Regions from separate parts of the Homo sapiens genome. Here region 2 is linked to region 1. The links are chromatin contacts, found by Hi-C or POLR2A ChIA-PET in ENCODE. All regions are on one chromosome and are shown on one strand. Each heading gives the region's core, a stretch centred on a gene start or an enhancer-like site at or near the end of the contact. The rest is flanking DNA. Distances are from core to core; before and after follow the strand shown.

Region 1 (4,241 bases), core at 17-2,516:
CATCCAGGCTGGAGTGCAGTGGCACCATCATGGCTCACTGCAGCCTCGACCTCCTGGGCTCAAGCGGTCCTCCCTCAGCCTCCTGAGTAGCTGGGATCACAGGTGTGCACCACCACACCTGGCTAATTTTTTTTTTTTAAATAATTAGTGTAGACAGGATCTCATTGTTGCCTACGCTACTCTCCAACTCTTGGGCTCAAGCGATCCTCCCGCCTTGGCTTCCCGAAGTGCTGGGATTACAGACGTGAGCCGCAGCGCCCGGCAGAATACAGAAGTAATAAACTAAGGTCAAGGCCATGTACTGAGGTGTTCAAGGCTCTGAACTGCTGGACTCAATGTCACAAGATAAATTTTAACCTCACCAAACCCTCTCAGCTTAAGAGTATCTGCTAAGTTCTGAGAAAGCAAACGGGGCGTGTGAAAAGATGGGTGTTCATGCCTGTGTGTATGTGGGGTCGGTGATGCAGTTAAGGACAGAACCCAGGGGAGGACTCCGGGACGGGGGAGGCGGCTGAGATTTTAAGGCGGGCCGGGTGTGCTGCAGCCAGCACTGCCGGAGAATCGCTGGGAAACGGCTCCAGCAGGAGAATGGAGGGTGGACGGCCGGCCGCAAAGGCGGTGGAGGTGTTGGCCCGCCCCTTCCCTCCTGATAACACCGACGTGCGTGTGGGGTCCACGGAACGCCCCACCAAGCCTCGCCTGGCGCGGGGTCGAGGGGCTCGGCGGAGGCGCGTGTTCAGGTGGAGGCGGTGGGCCCGGGCTGCGGCCCTTCGCTCGATTTTATTTATTTATTTATTTATTTATTTATTTATTTTTGAGACGGAGTCTCGCTGTGTTCCCCAGGCTGGAGTGCAGTGGCGAGATCTCGGCTCATTGCAACCCCTGCCTCCCGGGTTCAAGCGATTCTCCTGCCTCAGCCTCCCGAGTAGCTGGGACCACAGGCGTCCGCCACCACGCCCGGCTAATTTTTGCATTTTTAGTAGAGAAGGGATTTCACTATATTGGCCACGCTGGTCTCGAACTCCTGACCTCGTGATCCGCCCGCCTCGGCCTCCCAAAGTGCTGGGATTACGGGCGTGAGCCACCGCGCCCGGCCCCTTCGCTCGCTCTTACCCGGTGAGGTCCCGTGCCCGCGTACCTCCCGCATGACACTTGGGCGTGCGGCCGAGCCGGGAGCGCCCCTGCCCCGCGAGCCGCCCCCGAGAGACACGGCGGATCGGAACCCAGCCGGGCGCGTAGCTCCGGGAAGGGGACGTGGCGAGGACCCGGCAGCCGCGGGGCCTGTGGGGAAACATGGTCCCCGCAAGGGACCCTGGGAGCTGGAGGCGTCCTGGCCCGGCGTCCGGAGCCCACGGCCCAGGACTAGGATGCCGGGGGTCTCGGGCGTCCTCCCTAACCTCAGTCATAGGGCGCTCCGTATCCAGCCCGCCCTGCTTGCCTCTCGCTTCCCCCAAATACTGCCCCGACCTGTCCCCTGGCCCTCACCAAGACAGGGAGAAACGACCGAGACACTGAGGACTCCGCTAACAGCTGCCTGAGACCCAACCCCTCCACTCCCTGACCAGGATGAGGGAGTCCGCGCCATGCGCATGCACACACGCGGGCCTCTCCTCCTCCCACCTTTTGCGCGTCTCGCCCGGGCATCGAAGGAAGGGAATGACGGCGCGACGGCGACCCCTAGGGGCGGGAGGAGGCGCTAGGAGCGGGGCTGGGAAGCGCCATGGTGCAGGTTGAACGGGGACATTGGGTCACCGGGATGGGTGGAATTAGGGTAGGGCGAGTGAGGCACTGGCTTCTGGCACAGAATTTAAGGAGACACCCCAAAATTTAGTAATCAGGATACACAGACTGAGCGCAGTGGCTCACGCCTGTAATCCCAACACTTTGGGAGGCCAAGGCGGGAGGACTGCTTGAGGCCAGGAGTTAGGGATCAGCCTGGGCAACAAAGCGAGACCCCCATCTCTACAAAAAAAAATTAAAATTTAGCCGGACTTGGTGGTGGGCGCCTGTGGTCCCAGCTACTCAGGATGCTTAAGTGGGAGGATCACTTGAGCCCAGGAGGTTGAAGGTGCAGTGAGCTATGGTGACACCTCTGCACTCCAGCCTGGGCAACAGAGCAAGACCATGTCTCTTAAAAAAAAAAAAAAAAAAAAAAAAAGCTAGACGCGGTGGCTCACGCCTGTAATCCCAGCACTTTGGGAGGGCAAGGGTAGTGGATCAGTTGAGGTCAGGAGTTCGAGACCAGCCTGGCCAACATGGTGAAACTAAAAATACAAAAATTATTCTACTAAAAATACAAAAATTAGCCGGGTATGGTGGTGCACACCTGTAATCCCAGCTACTTAGGAGACTGAGGCAGGAGAATCGCTTGAACCCAGGAGGCAGAGGTTGCAGTGTTGCAGAGGTTGCAGATCATGCCACTGCACTCCAGCCTGGGTGAAAGAGTGAAACCCTGTCTCAAAACAACAACAACAACAACAACAACAACAACAACAACAACAACCACCACCACCCAAAGTATATTATATGCACACCCTACTGAGTTTGATTCCTGGTTCCACCAGTTAATAGCTGTGGGAGTTTGGGCAGTTTGGTGAATCTAATCTCTGTATCTCAATTTCTTCATCTGTAACATGGCAATAATAACAGCACCTACTTACCTCATAAGGTTGCTGGGAAGATTCAAGGAGATAAGCCAAGTGAAGAGCTTAGCACAATGTCTGGCACATGGTGAGTGTTCAGTGAATGTTAGTCAGTTGGTGGCTATGGCAGCCATCTGCTGAGATAGTTCCCAGTGATCCTACTCCTGGTGTTCACACCCTTTTTAGTCCCTTCCCACAATGCACCAGGGTTGGTCTATGTGACCTGTGGAATACTATAGGAGTTTCTTTCTTTCTCTCTTTCTCTCATTCTCTTTCTTTCTTTCCTCTCTCTTTCTTTCTTTTTTTGACAGAGTCTTGCTCTATCACCCAGGCTGGAGTGCAGTGGCACGATCTCGGCTCACTGCAACCTCTGCCTCCTGGGTTCAAGTGATTCTCGTGCCTCAGCCTCCCAAGTAGCTGGGATTACACACACGGCCACCACACCTGGCTAAATTTTGTATTTTTAATAGAGATGGGGTTTTGCCATGTTGGCCAGGCTGGTCTCGAACTCCTGACCTTAGGTGATCCACCCACCTCAGCCTCCCAAAGTGCTGGGATTACATGCATGAGCCACCGTACCTGGCAAGAATTACTTATAATTAGGTTATAAAAGTCATGACAGTGAAAACCTCCCAACTTATTCTGAGGCCAGTATTACCCTACTATCAAAATCAGACAAAGACATCACAAGAAAACTAGAGACTAATATCTCTTATGAATATAGACATAAAAATCCTCAAGAAAATACCGGCAAATAAAATTCAGAAATATATAAAAAGGATAACCAGGTGGGATTTATCCCAGGAATGTACGGTTAGCTTAACTTATGAAAATAAATTAATACACTACATCAATACAATAAAGGAAAACATTATTATTTCAATTGGTGTAAAAACAGCATTTGACAAAATTCAGCACCCTTCATCATAAAAATACTCAGCAAACTAGGAATAGAAGGAAACTCAATTAACGTGATAAAGGGCATCTATGAAAAAACCCACTGCCAACATCATACTCAATGGTGAGAGAATAAAAGCTTTTCCTCTAAGATCAGAAACAAGAAAGGGATGCCCACTTTTGCCACATCTATTCAGCCTTGTACTGGAAGCTCTCACCAGTTCTTGCCTGGAAGCTCTTGCCATGAGGCAAGGAAAAATAAAAAGCAAGCAAATCAGAAAGGAAGAAGTAAAACTATCTCCATTTATAGATGAGGTGATTTTATAGAAAATCCTAAAGAATCTATGAAAAAAACTTTGTTAGAGCTAATAAACAAATTCTGCAAAGCTGTAACAACAAAATCAATACACAGAAGTCAGTTGTGTTTCTATACTCTTGATATATTCTATATTCTGGTGTAGTCTATTTTCTGCTGCTATAACCATGCCACAGATTGGGTAATTTATAAAGAAAGGAGATTTATTTGGCTCACAGTTCTGCAGTCTTAGAGGTCCAACAGCATGGCACCAGCATCAAGGGTCATCCATGGCAGAAGGTGAAAGTGCTTTGTATTAGTCTGTTTTCACACTGCTGTAAGGAACTACCTGAGACTGGGTAATTTATTTAAAAAAAAAAAAAAGAAAGAAAAAAAAAAAGAGGCCA
Region 2 (4,875 bases), core at 674-3,173, 570 kb before region 1:
AAAGGTGTTATTTTAAAATACGTATATATGGGCCGGGTGTGATGGCTCAGACCTGTAATCCCAGCATTTGGGGAGGCTGGGGCAGGCAGATCACTTTTGAGCTCAGGAGTTCCAGACCAGCCTGGGCAACATAGCAAAACCCTGTCTCTACTAAAAATACAAAAATTACCCAGGCATGGTAGCAGCAGCCTGTAATCCCAGCTACTCGGGAGGCTGAGGCAGGAGAATCGCTTGAACCTGGGAGGCGGAGGTTGCAGTGAGCCGAGATCGAGTCCCTGCACTCCATCCTGGGCCACAGAGCTACACTGTCTCAAAAAAAAAAAAAATTGTACAGATATATATACACACACACACATATAGAAAAATTATATAATTTTTCCTCCTCTCTCTATATACATATATATATAGATATATGTATACACACACACACACACACACAGAGGAAGGTATAGGTGTCAAACCTTTTTTTTTTTTTTTGAGACAGATTCTTGCTCTGTGGCCCAGGCTAGAGTGCAGTGGTGCGATCTTGGCTCACTGCAACCTCTGCCTCCCGGGTTCAAGGGATTCTCCTGCCTCAGCCTCCCGAGTAGCTGGGATTACAGGTGTGTGGCACCACATCCGTCTAATTTTTGTATTTTTAGTAGAGACAGGGTTTCACCATGTTGGCCAGACTGGTCTTGAACTCCTGACCTCAAGTGATCTGCCCGACGTGGCCTCTTAAAGTGCTAGGATTACAGGCGTGAGCCACTGAGCCCAGCCTAAATTCAATTATTAAACTCCTTGAGTTAATTAAAGGGTAGCCAGGTGCGGTGGCTCATGCCTGTAATCCCAGCACTTTCAGAGGCCGAGGCAGGAGGATCGCTTGAGCCCAGGAGTTCCAGACCAGCCTGGACAACATAGCGAGATCCTGACTCTACAAAAAACAGAAAAATTAGCCGGGCGTGGTGGCGCGTGTTTGTAGTCCCAGACACTCCTGAGGTTGAGGTGGGAGGATCACCTGAGCCCTCGGGAGGTCGAAGCTGCAGTGAGCGGAGATCGCACCGCTGCACTCCAGCCTGGGGGACAGTGAGGCGGTCTCAAAACAAAACAAAAACAAAAGGGGAGGGCGGGGGGAAGACTTAAAGACCCCTGAGCCAGGGCCATTATTATTTAACTTGGTCGGGTCTCTGAACCATTCGGAGGAAGCTTGGGTTTCTATCCTTCCCGACTGAGCCACAGACCTGAGTCTTGACTCCGGATAAATCACCCCAGACTGTTTTTCTGTCTGTGACACGGGAACGGCAGCTTCTGCCTCGCGAGGTGGAGAGAGAATGAGAAGCGCCGTGTGTGGCGCGCCTGACACGGTCAGCTCGCGGGTGGAGGCCCGGAGCAGAACGCCCTCGGGCGCCCGCTCTTGCAGCCGCACTGGAGACCGGGAATGGCTCCGGCCACGCCTCTGCCGACTGCGGCAACGCGAGGGACAGCTGGTCTCCGGGGTTGCAGCGTAACGCCCTCCTTCCCGGCCTCATCTTTCCTGACTGCATAACGGGCATACAGTGGGTTCCATGGCGCAAGGGAGCTGAAGAAGCCGCCCGCCCCCAGCTCGCCCGGGATCCTCACGCCCCTATAACGCCCCGAGGGGCCACGATGCTGCCCACAGCCCAGATCGCGAGTGCGGACCCTGCGGGAGGGTCTGGCCTAGATGCGAGTTTCCCGCCGCAGACCAGGCGAGGCCACGCGACATATCCCCTACCCGCTTACTGCAGGCCGCAGACGGAGACAGTGCAGCCCTGCGCACTGCTGAGGTTGCCCGAGGTCTCAGCCTCGGCGGGTCGGGAACACGCGGCGCGCGCCCGCGCCCCAACCGGAAGTCCGCCACCGGCCGCTCTAGCACGCGCAGGGCTGCGTCTGTGGCCTTAACCCTTCCCAAGGCTGCGCCGCCGGCCTTTGTCTCCGCGGAGCGTCACAAAGGTTGGAAGGGTCGCGGGGCCTCTGGGTGCCGAGCTGCAGATGCCTCCACTGCGAGCACAGCCCTGAGACAAGGGCCCAGGCGCCCAGCGGGGCTGGTTTCACTCAGTCCAGCCGCACCTACCCGTGCCCTCACCAGATCTTAAGATACAGACATTAAAACCTCCACCGGGCCGCGGCACAGGACAGCAGTTTTACTTTCTGTTTTTGGCATTGCATTGCCTCCATTTCCTAGAGTGCACGTAATAAATACCGCTGGTGATTCCAAAATATAAAGGTTGAAAATATTTACTTTACAAAAATTTGGTTCCCATACTGCTTTTAAGGCCATCCTCTGCACTTGGTTCCCGCTGCTCCTGATGTGGTTGAAAGATGGATGACCCCAAAGACGAGGAAAAGATTATTGGCTCCATTTTTTAGATGCGGCAGCCAGCTAAGGTCTAGACAGGGGAAGGGACTTGCCCCAAATCACAGTTAGAGCAAATCAGTCTGAATCAGGAATAACTCCATTCCTATCCCGCATCCTGCCCTTTCACTACGCCACAGCTGCCTGGCTGCCTGGAGGAACAAAGGAGGGCCGGGCAAGAACGCCATTACCAACTGCAAATCCACAGGCAAATGCAAGAGGACAGAAAGTAAGTTCTTGGGCTCTGCCCTTGTGCCGTACCCGGAGGGGTTCTGGGGTCACCAGCCAGGTGCATCCCTGCCTTCACAGCCATGCACAGCGACACCCAGTTAACTAATGGGGGGGATTATGCCACTTGCTGGGTATGCCTGTGCCACCAGTGCACTCACTCTGTGCCTGGGGAAATAACCACGGATGAATCTGGGGATCCCCTGGGCCCACTGTGAAATGGACCTGAGCTAAAACTCCATTGATCACAGGACCTCAGGGATCTTTTGGGTCTCGAGAACAGAATTGGATGCTACAGGAGAAATGTAACCAGAAAAGGATTAGGATTTTGCCAGTAGAGAAAGGGAGATGTGCTTGCTTTCATTCATTTATCATTAATGAGCACCTACTGTATGCCAGGCACCACACTAGGCCCTAGGAAGACAGAGATTATGAGACAGATGTGGCCTTATTCTAGCAGGGGAAGTGAGATGAAGGAGGTGAGAAAGAGGAAGTATAGTGACTAACCAGGGACCTGACCTAGTTTGAAGGTCAGGGAACCTTGGAGGAGGTGAAATCAAACCCAAAGCCTGAGATAAGAGAGAGAAGGGGAGGGTGGAGGGAAGGAAAGGGCTTCACAGACAGAGGGAACGGGAGTGCTAACAGCCTGGCCAGCTTCCTTGTGGTAGAAGTTCTATGCATGAGTTGGAAGAAAGCTTGGGGAAAGGGGCAGGAGAGGTGGGCAGGGGCCAAATCCAGCAGGGGCTTTTCTACCATAAGGAACTTGGTGGGAGAACTCCATGGGCAAAAACAGGTGTGGAAGGGACCAAGAAGCCCATGTGGCTGGAGGGCAGGACATGAGATGAAGATGACTAGAGCAGGGAGTGAGGAGGTGGAGAAGGTGAGCAGAGGCCAAGGCTGGGAGGCCTGAAATGCCTGGCCGCAAAACTCAGCCATTAGCCTGGAGGCCATGCAAGTGAACAGCAAGGAGGAGAGTGGAACACCAGGGAGCGGTAGGGATTGCGGGGACTGAAGGGCAGAGACTCCGCCCCCAGGGCAGTCAGTGTTCTGCACCCCCTACCCCCCTACCCCACCAACCTCCGCCCCATGACCACTCCAGGAGGCAAACTCAGTATCTCAGAATATCTGCTTTCAAGGGTAGCTGGAGTCCAGATTTCTTTTTTTATTTTTGGTAGAGACAGGATCTTGCTCTGTCGCGCAGGTTGAAGGGTAGCAACACATAGCTCACTGTAGCCTCAACTCCTAGGCTCAAGCAGTCCTCCTGCCTCAGCCTCCCAAAGTGCTGGGGTTACAGTGTGAGGCACGTCACCCGGCCTGAGTCCAGATTTTTTTTTTTTTTTTGAGACGGAGTCTCGCTCTTTCACCAGGCCCGAGTGCAGTGGCACTATCTCGGCTCACTGCAAGCTCCGCCTCCTGGGTTCAGGCCATTCTCCTGCCTCAGCCTCCCGAGTAGCTGGGACTACAGGCACCCGCCACCGCGCCCAGCTAATTTGTTGTATTTTTAGTAGAGATGGGGTTTCACCGTGTTAGCCAGGATGGTCTCGATCTCCTGACCTCGTGATCCACCCGCCTCGGCCTCCCAAAGTGCTGGGATTACAGGCGTGAGCCACCGCGCCCAGCCTAGTCCAGATTTTTATATGAAATCACTTGATTTTAATGTTGCCAACATGTTCAACACCATGTAAGCCAAACAAATCACATTCACAGGCTCACAGCTCCAAGCTTTGCAGCATGTTAGCATCACCTGAGGAGCTTGTAAAAATCCCAGGGCCCTTGGCCGGGCGCAGTGGCTGATGCCTGTAATCTCAGCACTTTGGGAGGCCAAGGCGGGTGGATCACCTGAGGTCAGGAGTTCGAGACCAGCCTGGACAACATGGTGAAACCCCATCTCTACTAAAAATACAAAAATTAGCCGGGTGTGGTGGCAGGCACCTGTAATCCCAGCTACTTGGGAGGCTGAGGCACGAGAATGGCTTGAACCTGGGAGGCGGAGGTTGCAGTGACCCAAGATCATGCCACTGCACTGCAGCCTGGGCGATAGAGCTAAACTCAAGACTCAAAAAAACAAAACAAAACAAAAAATCCCAGGGCCCAGGTTGCACATGATACCAATGTAAAATGTCTGGGGTGGGGCCGGGTGTGGTGGCTCATGCCTGTAATCCCAGCACTTTGGGAGGCCGAGGGAGACGGATCACAAGGTCAGGAGATTGAGACCATCCTGGCTAACACGGTGAAACCCCGTCTCTACTAAAAATAAAAAAATTTAAAAAAATTAGCTGGGTGTGGTGGCACGC

What was found. Hi-C counts contacts between places; a loop is a spot of excess contacts on that map. ChIA-PET counts read pairs that join two places held with the same protein, here RNA polymerase II (POLR2A). Pooled maps may share reads with other maps.
Region 2: a loop to region 1 is called in a pooled map, with 3 times the contacts of the local background. The contact joins the promoter of MIR762HG here to the promoter of ZNF843 in region 1. A Hi-C loop is called at or near these places in 3 of 37 single-sample maps with no recorded cell type and 12 of 50 pooled maps. POLR2A ChIA-PET finds 5 or more read pairs at or near these places in 4 of 52 experiments (CD4-positive, alpha-beta memory T cell, GM12878, HEK293 and 1 more).

The regions. Positions count from the first base shown.
Region 1 is chr16:31,441,523-31,445,763 of GRCh38, forward strand. It overlaps ZNF843 (zinc finger protein 843), which reads right to left and starts at 1,267. Exons shown (of 2, transcript NM_001136509.3): 1 at 1,114-1,267. RefSeq lists an enhancer at 894-1,689 and a silencer at 1,074-1,283.
Region 2 is chr16:30,873,537-30,878,411 of GRCh38, forward strand. It overlaps MIR762HG (MIR762 host gene), which reads left to right and starts at 1,924. Exons shown (of 3, transcript NR_110942.1): 1 at 1,924-1,950; 2 at 2,494-2,582. It overlaps MIR4519 (microRNA 4519), which reads right to left and starts at 1,787; the gene lies at 1,730-1,787. It also overlaps a transcript of BCL7C not described here. RefSeq lists enhancers at 452-1,207, 1,208-1,962, 1,497-1,756, 1,963-2,717, 2,027-2,236 and 1 more and a silencer at 2,637-2,696.